Linked DNA regions of Homo sapiens: region 1 is linked to region 2. The links are chromatin loops, found by intact Hi-C in ENCODE. Cell type or tissue: sigmoid colon. All regions are shown on one strand. Links, peaks and the distances in the headings refer to the core of each region. The heading gives the core; the rest is flanking DNA.

Region 1 (8,347 bases), core at 239-8,238, 410 kb before region 2:
ATTTTGCTCATTGAAATAGCTCTGACCCTATTTTCGGAGTAATTTCCTGAATCACAGATGGTACTCTGACATAGGTCATATTTAGGACTTATTTTCCTTTCTTTCTTTTCCATCCATGGTGTTGTCTCAGTTTTCTTTCCATGCATTTCACGCCCCCTCCCCACCACCCCATTACAATATAAACTTATTACTCTAGAAGGAAATATTAGAAACTTTTGTATAGTGATATATTTAGCTGTGCTAAGACCACCTCTGCAGCTATCTACTCTCTGAGCTGAATAAACCAAGGGCTTCTCAAACTCTAGTTTACATATGAATCATCTGGGGAATCTCCTTCAATGCAGGTTCTGATTCAGTAGGTCTGGGGAAGGGCCTGAGATTTTTTTTTTTTTTTTTTTTGAGATGGCGTCTTGTTTTGTCACCCAGGCTGGAGTGCAGTGGTACGATCTCAGCTCACTGCAACTTCTGCCACCCTGGTTCAAGCGATTCTCCTGCCTCCGCCTCTGGAGTAGCTGGGATTACAGGTGCCCACCACCACACCTGGCTAATTTTTGTATTTTTAGTAGAGATGTGGGGGGTGGGTTTCACCATCTTGGCCAGGCTGGTCTTGAACTCCTGACCTCGTGATCCACCCACTTCGGCCTCCTAAAGTGCTGGGATTACAGGCATGAGCCACTGCGTCCGGCTGGGCCTGAGATTCTTAATTTGTAGTTATCTCTCAGGTGTTCCTGATGCTGCTGGTCTCCTGAAGACCATTAAATAGCAAGGGATTAATTGATTCTCTCCAGTTTCTTCCTCCTTTCCTTTTACCATCCGAGTTAAGTTTTCTACACAAATAAAGTGCAATCAGACACAATAATGCAAACTAAGCTATTAATGATAAATTAACAGGGATTACATTGTAAGATGAACTCATTACCTAGGAAAGCCTACAGGAAACCTTCTGGTATTCTTGTCCCTTCTAGGCCATAAGCACACACAGCTGTAGAATATAAAGGCTAAGAGCATGGACTGTGGAATCAGATGAGCTTGAGTTTCAAGTTTCTGATATCTTAGTCATGTTGCTTAACATCTTTGACCTTCAATTTCCCCCGTAAATGAGAATAAGAAGGCCCACCTGAAACTAACGTTATGCAAAAGACCTGTTGTAAGCATGCCCTAAACAATGGCCATTGCTTCTGTAGTTTTAATATTAGTGTTTTGGAGACAAAGTCAAATTTAAAATGTGATTCAGAAGGAATTTTAGTTGAGATATAATGGGAAAGTAGGAAATACTAATTCAGCATTGTTAAGAGCTTACTTTGTGCAAGGTACTTTATTGGCATGAATTAATTTGCTCTTCTCAACAATCCCATGGTGGTTTCATGGTGCCTCCAGGCAGGAATTGTTCCATGTGCTCTGTACAGAGGAGGAGACTCAGTGCAAACACATCAAGTGACTCATCCCAAGGCTTGCTGGTCCAAGACGTCTGGCTCTAGGGCTCTGACACTATACTACATGATAATCAACAGCAGGAACATAGGGGAAAATTGGAGGAAATTGGGCTTTGTGAAGACCTTCAGATCATTCATATGCCCAGTTCTTCTCAAACTGTAGTACGTATAAACATCTCTTGGGTTCCATTTGTTGCAGTGAAGACTCCTAGGCCCATCTCCAAAGATTCTGGCTTAATAGGTAGGCTTGGGGAATTTGGGACCAGGAAATTTGCTATAACTCCTTGAGAAGTAGCTTTCTAGGTATATACTGCAAGAAGGGTGACTATATGCATTCATTTCTTAGTTCTGCTGGAACACATCGCCACAAACTGGGTGGCTTCAAGCAACAGAAATTTATTTACTCCCAGCTCTGTAGACTAGAAGTTCGAATTCAAGGTGTCAGCAGAGCCATGCTCTTTCTGAAAACCCTAGGAGAGGAGCTTCCCTTGCCTCTTTCTAGCTTCTGGTGGTTGCTGGCAACCTTAACCATTCCATGACTTGGACTTGCATTCCAATCTTTGCCTTCATTTTCACATGGTTGTCTTTTCTCTGTGAGTATGTGTGTCTAAATTCCCCTCTTGTAAGATTACTAGTCATTCAATTTGGGGCCCACCCTAATCCAATATGATGTCGTCTTGATTACATCTATAAAGATGCTGTGTTCAAATAAGGTCACAGTTGTACCATACACCTGTATTTATCTTCCTTCAAGCCCAAGATATGGAGCTGTGACTTCTGAAGTCTGCTGAGCCCATGGAAAAAAAAGATTTTGGATGAGATGAAGAGAGTAAAGGACACATTTAGGTATTTATGATACAAGGTTTTGTGGAGGCTTTTTCACCTGCCATTTCCATCTGCCCTCCCTCCTTCTCCCATTTTCTTATTTTTCAAAGGATATGGTGTTGATTGATTGTCCTTTGGTTCAGATGAAAGTATTAGTCTCTGGTGGCTCCATGAAATGTCACACATCTCTGATGGTTTGTGGTTCTCTTGTTTTCATGGTATGAGTTTTATAAGGATTTATAGGGAAACAAAATTGGGCTTAAAATGTGAGACAACTTCTGTAGACTGTAGTTTTCTTACCTGTAATTTTAGAAGGAAAAAAAACCCTTCTATGCTATAATTTCAATGCCTTAATTCCCTATAATTTTGGTAACTTGTTTCTTTAGGGTTACAAAGAACAAATGGAATAAACCACAAATAGATATATTAGGATAAAGATAGATTTTCTTTGGTGTATTTATCTAACTAATTTAGAAAAGCTTTAAATGCCAATTAAATTATACATTTTGAAACACAGTTATATTTAGGGATAAACTATTTTTAAGTTAACATTATTCTCTGCATTTAAAAGTAGAATTTAAATAGTTCTCCCACCTCCACCTCAATCTAAGGTGCACACACATACTTTTAGCTTTACTAGAGGGTTTTTGTTAATGTAGTCTATAACAGAAATTGAGGATTTCTGTTATGGTATTTCTATTTTACTATCATACCACTGAAAAGTTAAGCTTTCTCTTAAGAATATAAGAAAAATTTAAGAGACAGCATGAGCTAGTTGAATAGTCTTATTAGTGAATTAGTTTTATATAAAATAAATTATACAATGGACATTCCAGTTATCATCTGAAAATATAATTTAGAAATTTATGATAATATATTTCTTTCTGGGTCTATTTAATTCAGAAACATTCTCATACAAGGTGGTTCAAAGAATCCAGATTTCTGGGAATGGTTTTGGACTTCTTGAAGATATAAAATATTTGACAATGCATTGTTCAATATGGAATCGTACTTTTGGAAAGAAAATCTGCCAGAACATTCATGCTACCCAGAGAGAAGTATCATTCTCCATTCTCCTCAAAATTGTATCTTCTTTGCTTTGATTCTCATACGCCTGCTATCAGAGATTTTGGAAAGTTTCTCTTCTCTTTATTGTAAAAGATCTCAGGTATAATTCAAATGGTTATTTCATTTTATAGAAACTTTACTGGAAATGTCCAAGTGCCTTCAGCAGTGGAAGGAGGGGTCAGGAGAGGGTGGCTCCACTGGGAAGCATGATTGGCCTCTGATTTGTGGGAATTTTCCAGGGCCATTGTTTGTGCGAAGTTGTGTTAAGAATGTAGGTTGAAAGGTAGATGTGGAATTCCATGGAGCACGTGCAGAAAAGCGAATTCTACTACCCAGCGTAAATCATTCGCTCTACATTAAGCATCTTTGCCAATTATTTGGGTGAGGCCATTAATGGCATCTCACTCAGATTTGCACAGGGCAAGATGCTGTGAGGATTGCTTATTATGTTGGAAAACAGAATCAAGATCCCAAAAGATTATGATGGGCAAGAGTAGTGATTTATAACCCTATTTCAGACAATGCTTTCCTTTTCATACCAGATATTTCCTAATGCTCCCTCACTATGCTGAAATTAAATTCATCAATAATATAACCCATCTGCACACATAATTGTGTGTATCTATGCATATATATATATGTGGTATCCTAACTATAATATAAACAAAAGATAGGGGAACATGTATCATGAAATAATACTTGCTTTAGTAAGTGCTTGAACTGTCCAAGTTGGAGATGATTGCTGGAAAAGGGCTACACAGTAAGTTGAACTGAAGATGTGAAGTGCTTGTTCCTAATCCTGAAATCATTTGATGTAACAACTGAAAACAAATACTAGTACTGATGTGTTTTACAGGTTACTCTGGTGCCACTGGTGGTGTTTGTATCAAGTGACTCAGTTTTCCAAAGTGATGAACATCTCTCTGTAAAGTTTTTAACAAAATAAAGTACTCTCTTTCCTTAATTTACATTTTTGTTGAATTTACAGCAAACTTAATTTATAGCCACGCAAAAATAAATACTTGGTTTACATGTAAGACAGACTTTGATTCTAGGCTTAGATAATATGTACAGATTTTTCTCCTGCCTGAATGGCTGGTGAGAGATTTGAAGGCACAGGGGTTGAAGGATAATTATTCAAATTGTGGGATTCTCCAGTGGATCCTAGCACATCATAACTAAAAAGCACCAATAAATTTCCTAAGTTACCACAAGGGGGCAGTAACGCCCCCACTGAGAATCACTGGGCAAATGGTGTTTCTTAGCCTTGCAACTATGGATATTTTGAATTTTGGATCAGAGAATTATTTGTTGTGTGTGTGTGTGGGTGGGGAGGGGGCGGTGTTGAGGGGAGAGAGTGCTGTCCTGTGTATTTTAGAATGTTTAGCAGCATCTTGGACTCTACCCACCAGTAACACCAGTAATACTCTACCCACCAGTAACAGCCCTCCTGACCACCAGTTAGGGCAACCAGAATGTCTCCAGACACCACCTCTTGTTCCATGGTGGGTAAATTCACCCGCAACTGAAATCACCAAACAAAATAAAAAAAATGTTTAACGAAGAATTAATGGAAAAATTTTCCCTAGAAACCTTGAAACTTCATACTTAGAAGTAACCTCATAGAAGCATTTTTGAAAAGATTTAGGATTTGTCTATAAGTAATTTATGAATCAACCAGGAGAAATGGCTGCCAAAAATTATTTAATGATTGATTTATATACATAAACATATCAACATTTAAGTGCCTAAATTTATTTTATTTGGTTTGACTCCTGTTTTAGTCAATAAAGGATTTGCAGCCACTTAATCAAAAATATAGAATCACTAATGGAAAATGTGCCATTCTTGCCTTACTCTGGGTTCAGTTGTGGTTACTTTAACAGGGACAGTTATTTGTATATTTGAGGAAAGGTAGTTCATGGCTATCAGTCTATTCTCATGCTGCTGATAAAGACGTATTGGAGATTGGGTAACTTATAAGAAAAAGAGGTTTAACGGACTCACAGTTCCATGTGGCTGGGGAAGCCTCACAATTGTGGTGGAAGTTGAAAGGCATGTCTTCCATGGTGGCAGGCAAGAAGAGAACTTGTGCAGGGGAACTCCCCTTTATGAAACCATCAGATCTCATGAGACTTATTCACTATCACAAGAACAGCACAGGAGAGACACACTCCCATGATTCAATTGCCTCCCGTGACATGTGTGAATTGTGGGAGCTACAATTCAAGATGAGATTGGGGTAGGAACTAGCCAAACCATATTGCATGGGTTCTGCATGGTTTCAAAAAGTAGAAGGAAGACATGATTGCAAGTGAAAGAGTGGTGTTTCCAGCTCAGGGTAAGGAGGAGCTTTCTAGCAGAGTTTCCTGGTTGTTCTGGACTGAACTGCTTTGGGAGGAACAATAAGTAGTGAATATTCAAGGAGAGGGCTGTTGACAGCTGGCCTTGAGAAAGTAAAATCTTAACGTCTTAAGGTTGGAGATAATTCTAACAGTGATATGTGTGTTTTTATCCATTCAGTACTTCTATCCCCTCTACAAGCATCATATTAAGTAGTCATTACCTCTGTAATTAAAGAGTTCCATACCAGTCTACCTCCCTTCCAAGACCATCCATTCCAACCACCCATGGGCATACAATCAGTGAGTGGCTGAGAAGGTACCACCAATATTCAGAATTAAGGCACGCATTTTAAAACATATTTGAAAGACCATTCACTCATTTATTCATTCATTCAGCAACTATTTATTGAGTGCTTACTTTGTGCCAGTCATCATTCTAGGTGCTAAGGGCACAATAGTGCAAGTCATTGGAGCCTGGTCTAGTAATAGAGACAAACAAATGAGAGAACAAATAAAAAGACAAAAAAGTCAAATTGTGATGAATTATAACAAGGCAGTAAATAAAGGTGCAATGGCAGAAAATAAAAGGGAGAGGGAAGAGTCTATTTAAATGGTATGGTTGGAGATAAACTCTTTTCTCAGGTGGCATTTAAACTGAGACCTAAAAGATGAGAAGTAGATTGTTCTAACATTGGGAAATCACTTTAGACAGAAGGAAGAATATGTGGAAAGGATGTGCATGGGCAAAGACATCGGCATGTTTGAGGTCCAGAAAAAAAGTCCTGTAGCTGGAATACTGCAGTGGGTGACAGGAACGGTGGCACGCAGTGAGTTTCCTGAAGTATAGAAGGTCCAGCTCATCCGAAGGTAGTAAAGGTTAGAGGTTAAGAACATGAACCAAGGAACAAGAGAAACTGCATTCAAGTTATATTACTTTTTACACTTATTTTTCATCTGCAAAATGGTTTATGAAAAATATATGCCCCATAGAGTAATTGTGAGAATTAAATGAGATTATAGGGAAAGTGCTTAGAACAATGCTTGCAGTTATGGATGTTGGGTGTTATCACTGCTGCTGCTACTATTACTACCACCACTAGACTTGCAGACTATGTTAAAAAGAAGGCAAAGCCATTGAAGGGCTTTTCAGTTTCGACCATTTAGTAACACTTATTTTTTTGAGATGGAGTCTCACTCTGTTGCTCAGGCTGGAGTGCAGTGGTGCGATCTCGGCTCACCACAACCTTCACCTCTTGGATACAAGTGATTCCCCTGCATCAGCCTCCTGAGTAGCTGTGACTACAGGTGCATGCCACCACACCTGGCTAAGTTTTTGTATTTTTAGTAGAGATGGGGTTTCACCATGTTAGCCAGGATGGTCTCTATCTCCTGACCTTGTGATCTGCCCACCTAAGCCTCCCAAAGTGCTGGGATTACAGGTGTGAGCCACTGCGCCCGGCCCTGTAACACTTTTAAAAAAGAATCTATAATATAAGCCTAATGAGAAAACAGGTATAGTTACTTATCTTAAGGTTTTGAACATAACATCTACAGCAAAACAAGTTAAGTTATAAAGGATAACCTTTTCTTTTGTTGGAATGCTCTCTTTACATGATTTGAGTCCTTTGGCAATAATGTAGTGAGGCTATTCAACAACTGAGCACTATTTGTTTTAAATCGTCTTAATCGATGGCTGTAAAACATCTTCTGGGTTAAAAAAATATATAAACAGCCATAATAATATGCAGGAAAGAATACTGGGATAATAATAAATCCCAAGTTTTGGAGCACAAGTGTCTGGATCCTTTGGAAATAAAGAGGAAATTTTTGACATTTTTGAGGGCAATGGAAGAATGAAAAATGTTTATTTATTTTGAATGTGAACATGGTGAATATATGTTAATTGGATTTCTCTATTGCTGTATCTGTATGTATGTTGCATCTTCTCTTCCTATTGCTTTTGGCTCTCTTTTTAAATCTGCCATGTTGCTTCCTGATAGAAGTGCACCAGGGCTTTAGGCTCACTGATTCCCGTTGACAAAACAAGTGTTGTTGCCTTGTAGGAGCTACTCCTGCATGCAGGCATTCTCTTTTTTTTTTTTTTTTGAGGTGCTCCAAAGGGCACTATCAGTTTCTCATCGCATCAGCCAACGTAAGATGGCTTTGTCTTTATTTTTATGAATCAGAGTTGTCTTTGATGGCTTGGTAGTGAGGCCAATTGTTCCTTAAAACACTAACGATAGTAATAAAATCCAAGAGGTAAGTAATAGGGCTTTTGCAGGGAAAAATTATCTTGAAAACATTTTTTTTTTCACACCTTATATCTTCTTGGCACTCCTTATCCGTGATGAAGCTGCACGTGCAGGTATCACAGGTCACTTTGGTCTTACTGCACAAATTACTGAAGGCAGTGGACACTATAGAGACACTAATTTGATCATTATACACATATATATGTATCAAAGTGTCAAATTGTACCCTATAAATATGTACAATTACATGTTTGTTTTACATATTTACATATTTATGTGTCAATTAAATTTTTTAAAGAAATTTTAGACAGATGAAGGGCTGAGAAAGCTGGTCTGTGACCTCACACTTACTTGTTTGATTCTGCAATTCAGACTCTGTCGTCTGACTTAGATGTGGTTCTGGCTAAAAATAAACAAAGACTTG
Region 2 (8,347 bases), core at 175-8,174:
CATCGTGATCATGAAAAAATAGAGCTGCACTGGGCACTATGCCCCTAAGTATAATAACTATCCTGTATCTCTTGGTTGGATGAGACTTGGAAAATATTAGCCATTGATTTTTCTATCTCCCTTTCAAAGGAATCCCCACATATTCTTGGATATGGAACATGGCAAAGCCCTATGGGAGACACATGTTTTACGTTAACCTCCCCGCTCCAAAAGAAAGCAGTTGTGTTTGCCTTTCTGTCTTCCTTACCCTTCGCAGTTTCTATTAGTAAATGTTTATCGTTTTTATTCTTCTATGCTTTCCTTATGCTGGCCTTCTAGCAACTGTGAGTGAGATAAAAGAACAGGAGAAAGCTCAATTAATTTATTCATGATTTATCTGCCTGACTTTGAATAAGCTCATGTATCTCATAAGAATTTCAGAGCTCCTCCAGTTTTTTAGTTAGCCTTGAGATTCTGGAACTTTAGGTAGAATTGCAGAACTCGAGAGCCATAGGTATACCAAAACTAAAGAGGGAGCGTCATCTTCCCTTCTAGTCCCTAACTGAATAAGGGATGTTGGCTGAATCATACAACACTATCAATTTGTAGACTAAAATGGCCAAAAATAGGCAATTTTGTATAATTGAGCCTATGGGCAGAGGAAAGAACATTCATTACTACCCTGTAACTAAGGTCACTCAACATGGGACTAGCAACAAGTAGACATTGGTTGCCTATAACATACGGACCTAACTACAGATATATCTAGTTCTTGGAAGCCCAATCTTTTGATAAATGTTAAATCACAAAATGAAATAAGCAAAGATGAGATCTAAGCCAGGCAATCAAGTCTCAGCTCTGGACTAATGCAACGAATGAATGAGAATGTAGCCAATAGCTGTTGCTATATGATGAGTGAGGCTGTTTAACAAATGAATGTGCAACTTTGTAATGTGTAGCCAAGATGTAGCCCCATAGAAAACTACAGTGGAGGGCTATTGAATGTGGCAGACACACACACTAATGCAATGAATATTTTAGGGAGCACTATTGGGTAATCTTGTAGGCTGAGAGGGCACATCATCAAGATTCATTAACACCACTCATAATCCAAGGGAAAATTTCCATGCATACATTATGGGAAAGACTATTGTTTAGGATTGCAGATACACATAGCAGGAGTTGCTTTAGATTGTTTTGGGGGCGAAAGTAATATTTTTTTCAGTATTCAAATATGTCTTACGTAGTTATTTCTGATAAGGAAGAAACATTTGTTAATCCAATAGGAAACCATACTAGCTTAGTTATAAAAATTGTATTTTTTTCACTTACTTTTGCAATTTGATCCAATTGAAAAAGTCATGTATTGTGATTTTTATGACAGCATTCTCACATTTCTATCCTTTAAATGTGTTCATATATTTGGGACTTAAAGTTATATGAGAAATAATTTATTTTATTTTAAATTGAAATAGTCACAGGTATACAGCACAGGTGCAGTATATCAGTGACAATCACTGATTCTCAAGGAAGTGAAGGGAGAAGGAGAGGGCAAGCAGTAAATCCTGAGGAATCTTATGTAAAAGAATTGAAGGACCAGTGAAACAAAACAAGATTTTAGTGGTAACCATGGCAACCTCCATGGATAAAGAAGAACATGACGTTTTTTGGTCATTATTATTATTGCATTTCAACATTTATTGACTGACTGCCTGGATGGGATTGGGGCTAATCAATTTTTTCCTGGGAGGAAAAGAATAAATGGAGATGAGGTTTCCCTAAAGGGAAGCCAATGCATTCTAAGAGCTATTAATGAACTTGGGACTGTCAGATGACAAAGGAACATTAAGTTCTCTCTGTTGTACAGTGGAGAGATTTTTTAAACTTAGAGATTATGTCATATAAGGGACAGTGCCCTGACATTTGTGCCAGAGACATCTGACAGGTGAAAAAGATATATGATAAAATTAGTGATGTGGAACCAAAAAAACGCCAGAGGTTAGATTTAAGATTAATCGAGTTCTTGTTCAGAGAGAGAGCCAATAATTTTTTTTTTTTTTTTGGTGAGCTATCTTCTTGTGGAGTCCCTGGGACAAGATTTGTCTAGTGTAGCAGCATAATTAAAGTTCTGCCCTATCAAAGAACAAGTGTTTAGATACATTCTCTTCTGAACTAGTTTAATGCTTGTTCATACCCAGGCACAAGAACAAAACTGTTACAAAACAAAATAACCCCAGAATAAAAGAAAATGAAAGGCTCCTCTTCCATTCTGGGATGTTGGGGGGCAGGTCTGGAAGATAAGCAGGAAGGGGAGTAAAGTCACTGTTTTTATGTCTGGCATTGGCTTGGGTTGTTTGCCAAATGGAAACTGGGGGAGACCTCAGGAAGCTTCCAGTCATGGTGGAAGTTGAAGCGGGAGCAGGCAATTTGCATGGTGAAATTAGGAGCAAGAGAATTGAGAGGTGGGTGCCACACACTTTTAAATGACATAGTATTAGTATTACTATCTGAATAGACCTCCTTCTCTTGAGCAGGATTTCTTAAATCAATCAGCTGGGAATCTGCTTAAAATGAAGATTTTTGGTTCAGTAGAATCATGTAGATTCAACAGAATTTGTTGGGACTCCAGATTTCTTATTTCTAGCAAACTCCCAGTTGATGCCCAGGATGACTGTATCTTAAATTGTAAGGCTTAATCATGGTTGCACCACAGATCACCTGGGGTGCTTTGAAAATTCTTGCTGCCCAGCCCACGTCCCTAAACCAGTGAAAACAGCAAATCCAGAGGTATCATCTAGGGGCTGAGAACCACAGTAGCTATAGGTCAAAGGTGAACCACAGATACATTGATTTGGCTGACAAAGGTTTCACAACTTTTCTTACACTAAAAACATGGGAAGATCTCACATAAAATCTGTACCTTCAGGTTGTATTAGGCCGTTCTTGCCTTGCTCTAAAGAAATACCTGAGACTGGGTAATTTGTTAAAACAGAGGTTTAATTGGCTCACAGTTCTGCAGGCTGTGCAGGAAGCATAGTGCAAGCATTTGCTTCTGCTGAGGCCTCAGGAAGCTTCCAATCATGGTAGAAGCTGAAGCAGGAGCGGGCACTTCACATGGTAAAAGTAGGAGTAAGAGAGGGAGTGGGGAGGTGTCACACACTTTTAAATGACCAGATCTGGTAAGAACTCACTATCACATAGACAGCATCAAGCCTTGAGGGATCTTCCCCCATGATCCAGACACCTCCCACCAGGCCCCACCTCCAGCATTGGGGATTACAATTCAACATGAGATTTGGGCAGGGGCAAATATCCAAACTATATCACAAGTCTTTGTTGAAGAAACAGTATTTCCACCTGGCTGCCATGTGCTGCAGCTATGGCACTCTGTGCCTTTTATTTCTTGTTTGTTTGTTTGTTTGTTTGTTTTAGAAACAGGGTCTTGTTCTGTCACCCAGGTTGGAGGGCAGTGGCATGATTATAGCTCCTGGCAGCTTTGAACTCCTGGCCTCAAGCAATTTTCCCACCTCAGCCTCCCAAGTATTTAATACTATGAGGCACATGTCACCATGCCTAGCTAATTTTTTAAAAATTGTTTTTTGTAGAGATGTTATCTTGCTATGTTGGCCAGGCTGGTCTCAAACACCTGGCCTCAAGTGATCCTCCTGCCTTGGCCTCCTAGAGTGCTGGGATTACAAGAGTGAGGCACTGTGCCTGGCCCCGATACCTTTTAGATAGGTCATAATCTCTCCAGGTCAACCCTGCCTGGAGAGACACTTTCCCCAGTTCCTCGTTTTTCTTCATGGCAACTTTTCAGGCTCTCAGAGCCCTGGTAAGTAGATGAACTGAACTCGCCTTTTTGTTATCTATCCTCCATGTCTGTCTCCTGCACACTTGCTTTGGTGCCCTCTCCAGAGCATCATGTCATAATGTCTCCTCTTGGATGAATGATTTGTAATGTATTCTTCCTTTAAGTTCTTGACTCACACAGGGCAAAGATACTGAATTGTTAGTTTGAGTTATGTTGCCCACTCATTCTAAGATCCCTATTGAAACACTGATATGGAAAAATACTTGTGTAGGAGTCAGGAGCTAGCCTGTTTCTGCTACTTACTGCTATATTGATACTGAACAAGTCACTTAACCTCTCTGAATCTTAGTTTTCCACATTTGTAAAATCATACAATTTGGAGATTGGACCAAATGTCTTTTGAAGATGCGAAGACAGCATCAGCCACCATTACTCATTCACTTCACAAGCTCTATTTATAGAGTGTTTGCTTACTCTGTGCCAGGCACCCTTGAGTGGAGAAGAGATAATGAAAAGGCAAGTTCAGTTCATCTACTTACCAGGGCTCTGAGAGCTTTAAAAGTTGTCATGAAGGAAAGTGAGGAACTGGATCTCCACACATCTCTATTTGCCCAAACAACCTGAGTTGTGCTTGATGTTCAGGCATGATTATTAACCACAATAGTTTCACTCCAAAGTGTTCTGGTTTGGTTAAGAGATCCAAACTCTGTAGTTAGGAAAGGATGGCACTGTGAGGTTTCTGTAAGAAAGGGGACTCCATAGGATGCCACAGCTAGGTGAGTCCTAGACGTTTAGCATGATGGGTAGTACAGAGGGGAGAAAAGCTGTGCCTGCATTGATTATTCACGTGTTTTCATGGGCCAGTTGCCGGCCCCATCCCCTCTGCTTTGCAACATCTCAGAGAAGTCCTGCTAAGCATGTCCCAACTCCAGGCAGCTCCTCCACACAGGGCAGAGTGAATTTGGCCAGACTTGGGGGACTCTTCACATACTTTGTCAGCTCCAACTTCAGCAGCCCTAACAGCACAAGTTCTAGTGATTGTTTTCTGTTTCTAGTCCTTTGTTTCTGTCCTTTTTCATCTTGAATCTTGTATGTTTCCAGGCCTCTGTCTAAGATTCTGCTGCTGAAATTCTCCTGCCTTTCCTTTTTAAGTTTCTTTTTTGTTTTTTAAATCCCTGGTGACCCAGCACTTCACGGGCCACACTCATGCCTGCTGCTGCCATCTAGTGGAGGTACCACAATGTCATGATTGCCTTTATCTGATCAAAACTGGGCTAGGTTATAATTTACTTAAAGGAATTATTCAGACACTGCTTCTGGTTTGAGGGAGGGCGATTGAAGAGTGAAGATGTTTTTACAAAGTATACAGCACTTGATCTCCATTGAAATAGGTTTTTTTTTTTTTTCTGAAAATGGATTATAGAAGCTAACCCTAAAAACACCAATGTACCGGTTCCTTACTTATAGAAGCCAAATAATAGTGGTTTGAAGAGTGAATAACCCAAGGATCTGAAAGAAGAAAGAATAACCATTCACACCCTGTTCAAGCAGAGTTATATTTCTCTATTCAAATCAAGTGTGTGACATCTTGCTTCTTTCCACATGAAGAAGAGATTTTCCAAAATGACACCAGGTTGATCAGCATACTCGATATGTCTGACTTCCTAGCCTGACCTGCAGTAGTTACGCAATCTCTTTCTCTTAATAATGACTTCGAAATTTCACATTGAGAATATAAATTCCATTCTTGCACTTGCAATTGCGTATTTAAAACAACAACCTACCATCTTTCTAATAATGTTGAAGAAGAGATATTTGCTTTCTTCATATCTCTTTGTCTTCCTTGTTCCTCCTTTTTCCAAAAATAGGCATCTATCCTGTCTCCTTTTCCCTATTTCTGGTTCATTCTGATGATTTTTTTTCTCCAGATTTCTTCCTACAAAACCTTCTGTTCACCATAAAGACTCTCAGTGGTTCTCATCTACTTAAGTATTTCAAAGGGATTGAATTTATTTTTCAATTTTTGAGAAAATTTGTTCCTTGTAATGATCTCAATATATTGGTATTCCTCAATATGAATAACAATTGCCAATTAATAATATAAACAAAGCAATATCTATATTATGATGGCTATAGCATTATTATTCCAACCTCCTGAGGGTTTATCTGGAAGGCTAAGATGAATATTTTTAGGACATAGTTCGCAGAGGTCACTGGAATATTTCATCTTCTGTGATTATTTTTTATTTAAAATATGTTGGCCAAAAGCAGATTTTAGAAATAAATGAATAGTAGTTTTACTTAGGGTAAAAATAGGGCATAAATTGAACTATGATCATCATATTAAATTATACTACCATATTATGTTTGCTACATTTGGAGCTGTGTCATGTTTAATATTCCTATGCTGCAATTGTCCTGAGACCATGCTTTCCAAAAATAATACAAAGACTCTTCTGTGCCTTTTGGACTATTATGGTACCTAAATTGAAATATCAAATTGCAGATATTTGAGACTCTGGCATTTTATTGTTGGAAAATACCTAAGATAAAACATACTCTGCTCCCTCTTAATTTTAACATAAAAGAATCTGAAGCCCAGAAAGCAAACTGTTATCCAGGGGTCACATAGCTATCTTTAAACCAGAGTTGAGTCCAGTTCTCTTTGGACCATTCTAGAGTATCATTCATTTTATTTATATATACATGGATATCTATATTAATGTTATATTTTTTCCACATATATTTCATAAATTTTATCTTATGAATTACAGATCTTTCAAATATGATACCTTTCCAATATTTTCTAAAGCAGTAATTTGAAAGAAAAATTCTTTCAAGAACTTTTTAGATTTTTTTTAAAAAAGGAAAGGCAACTATGGCGTTATAATCTTAATAGGTACCTGTGTTAAAATGATTTGAACTGTTGCCTAAAATTAACTGTCTTCTTGCAAGACTGCTTTGGAGGGTAGCGTTGATTATATCCATGTGATCATGTTTACAACATATTCCTATATAGGTACTTCTTGTCATCTTCCATGAAACATTTAAATAAGAATAACTGTGGAACAGTTACATGACCCCTACTAAGATTTGTTGTTATTAATAGGTGATGAAAGACCCCCATGTTTCTCTAAATTGATCTATCTTAGTGTTTATATTTCAAGGGTGCTTTAAGATGACACCATATTGCTTTTTTTCCTGATGCATTAGACTAGCCACAGTAGCAAATAGATCCTTCTGGTGAAGTCAAGAATTAATTCCCTCTTTTAATACCCCAGAAAGATTATTTTCCCTGCTATTTTGTTCTCTAACAGTTCAATTCTGTATTACCATAAGGAATGCGGATATACATTTTTAAAATTATTTTCCTGATTGATTCTTTAATATTCTACTTACACTTTAAATCTTCTGAACAGAATACAGCCCTCCCTCCTTCCTTTCCTCCCATCTTTCCTTTCTCCCTTCCTTCTTCATATACCATTTGTCCTGGCCCCTGCTACGTATCAGGTATTTTGTTAGATGCTGTATTTCTTGAGATTTTGAAAAGATTACCTCATAGATTTGATTTTGTTTAACTCTGAGAACTATATATCAAATTCATGATCATATTCTGAAAATTATGTGATATTTTATTTTAGTCTTTATAGTAATCTCTTAAGGAATGTGCTGAAACACAAATTATTAATGTTTCTGATCATTACCCTAATAGATTGTGCTTAATTAAATTGTTCCAGTTGTGAAGAAAATGTGTACACAACTCGGTAATCAATGTTTTGTCTTTCATGTAACTACCACTATCTATTAAAAAATACAGCTCTGCTACTTTGTATTTTTGCATTTATACAAATGAGATCAATGTTGTCTCATAATCAAGCCAGTTGACATGGTGGGAGAGATTTTCTTCAGTTTTTTCAGTTGATAAGAGCACTCCAGCAACAATATTCCCATGCACTAACTGGAAGTCTGATTTAATAGAGGAGTTGCTGCCTCCACCCCTTTCGGAAGCCACAGCAGGGAGGCCTGGCTTGGGGTTCATTAGAGTCTGGTACGATGACAACAGACTGGGAAGCAGCTGTAAATGATCAGAATCAGGCCTTGGCTAGTTTCAGCTTCTGCCAAGCCCAGCGTGGTTCAAAAGGCTTTCTGGATTCCAAAGAAAACATGCCAGCCTTATACCTACTGATCACAGGACATAGACAGGATATGTGTTTCTGGATTTGAGGTTTTAGAGGAAATGCCTGTCATTTGCATCTGTCTTCCAGCCATACATATGTCAGCAGAAAATGGACACTTTAGGTGGATGTGTTTTTCATGGCAATTCCGTAGGCTCTCAATTTTCTTTAACCTTCAAGATAAATCTGCATTTAAAATATAATGGAGAAGGGACCATCTTGTAAAGGTTTTATAAATGAACAAAAGGCAGCTAGGAGCGGTGGCTCATGCCTGTAATCCCAGCACTTTGGGAGGCCGAGGCGGGCGGATCACTTGAGGTCAGGAGTTTGAGACCAGCCTGGCTAACATGGTGAAACCCTATCTCTATTAAAAAGTACAAAA

Evidence for each region. Peaks named below come from ENCODE experiments on the same cell type or tissue, not always from the same donor. Only the 100,000 strongest peaks of a DNase experiment are listed, where the experiment ranks them.
Region 1: a loop joins it to region 2, with 4 times the contacts of the local background. A loop is called at or near these places in 25 of 110 quality-filtered maps.

Annotation. Positions count from the first base shown.
Region 1 is chr10:51,006,558-51,014,904 of GRCh38, forward strand. It overlaps a transcript of PRKG1 not described here. Among named protein-coding and RNA genes, the nearest start is that of PRKG1, 64 kb to the right of the region's middle. In sigmoid colon, for the core only: a CTCF peak has its summit at 4,545 (motif pointing right); no DNase peak of the experiment used is centred there.
Region 2 is chr10:51,417,780-51,426,126 of GRCh38, forward strand. All of the region lies in intron 2 of PRKG1 (protein kinase cGMP-dependent 1), which reads left to right. Among named protein-coding and RNA genes, the nearest start is that of MIR605, 120 kb to the left of the region's middle. In sigmoid colon, for the core only: a CTCF peak has its summit at 5,022 (motif pointing left); DNase peaks (open chromatin) are centred at 4,715 and 4,992; H3K27ac peaks cover 613 bases.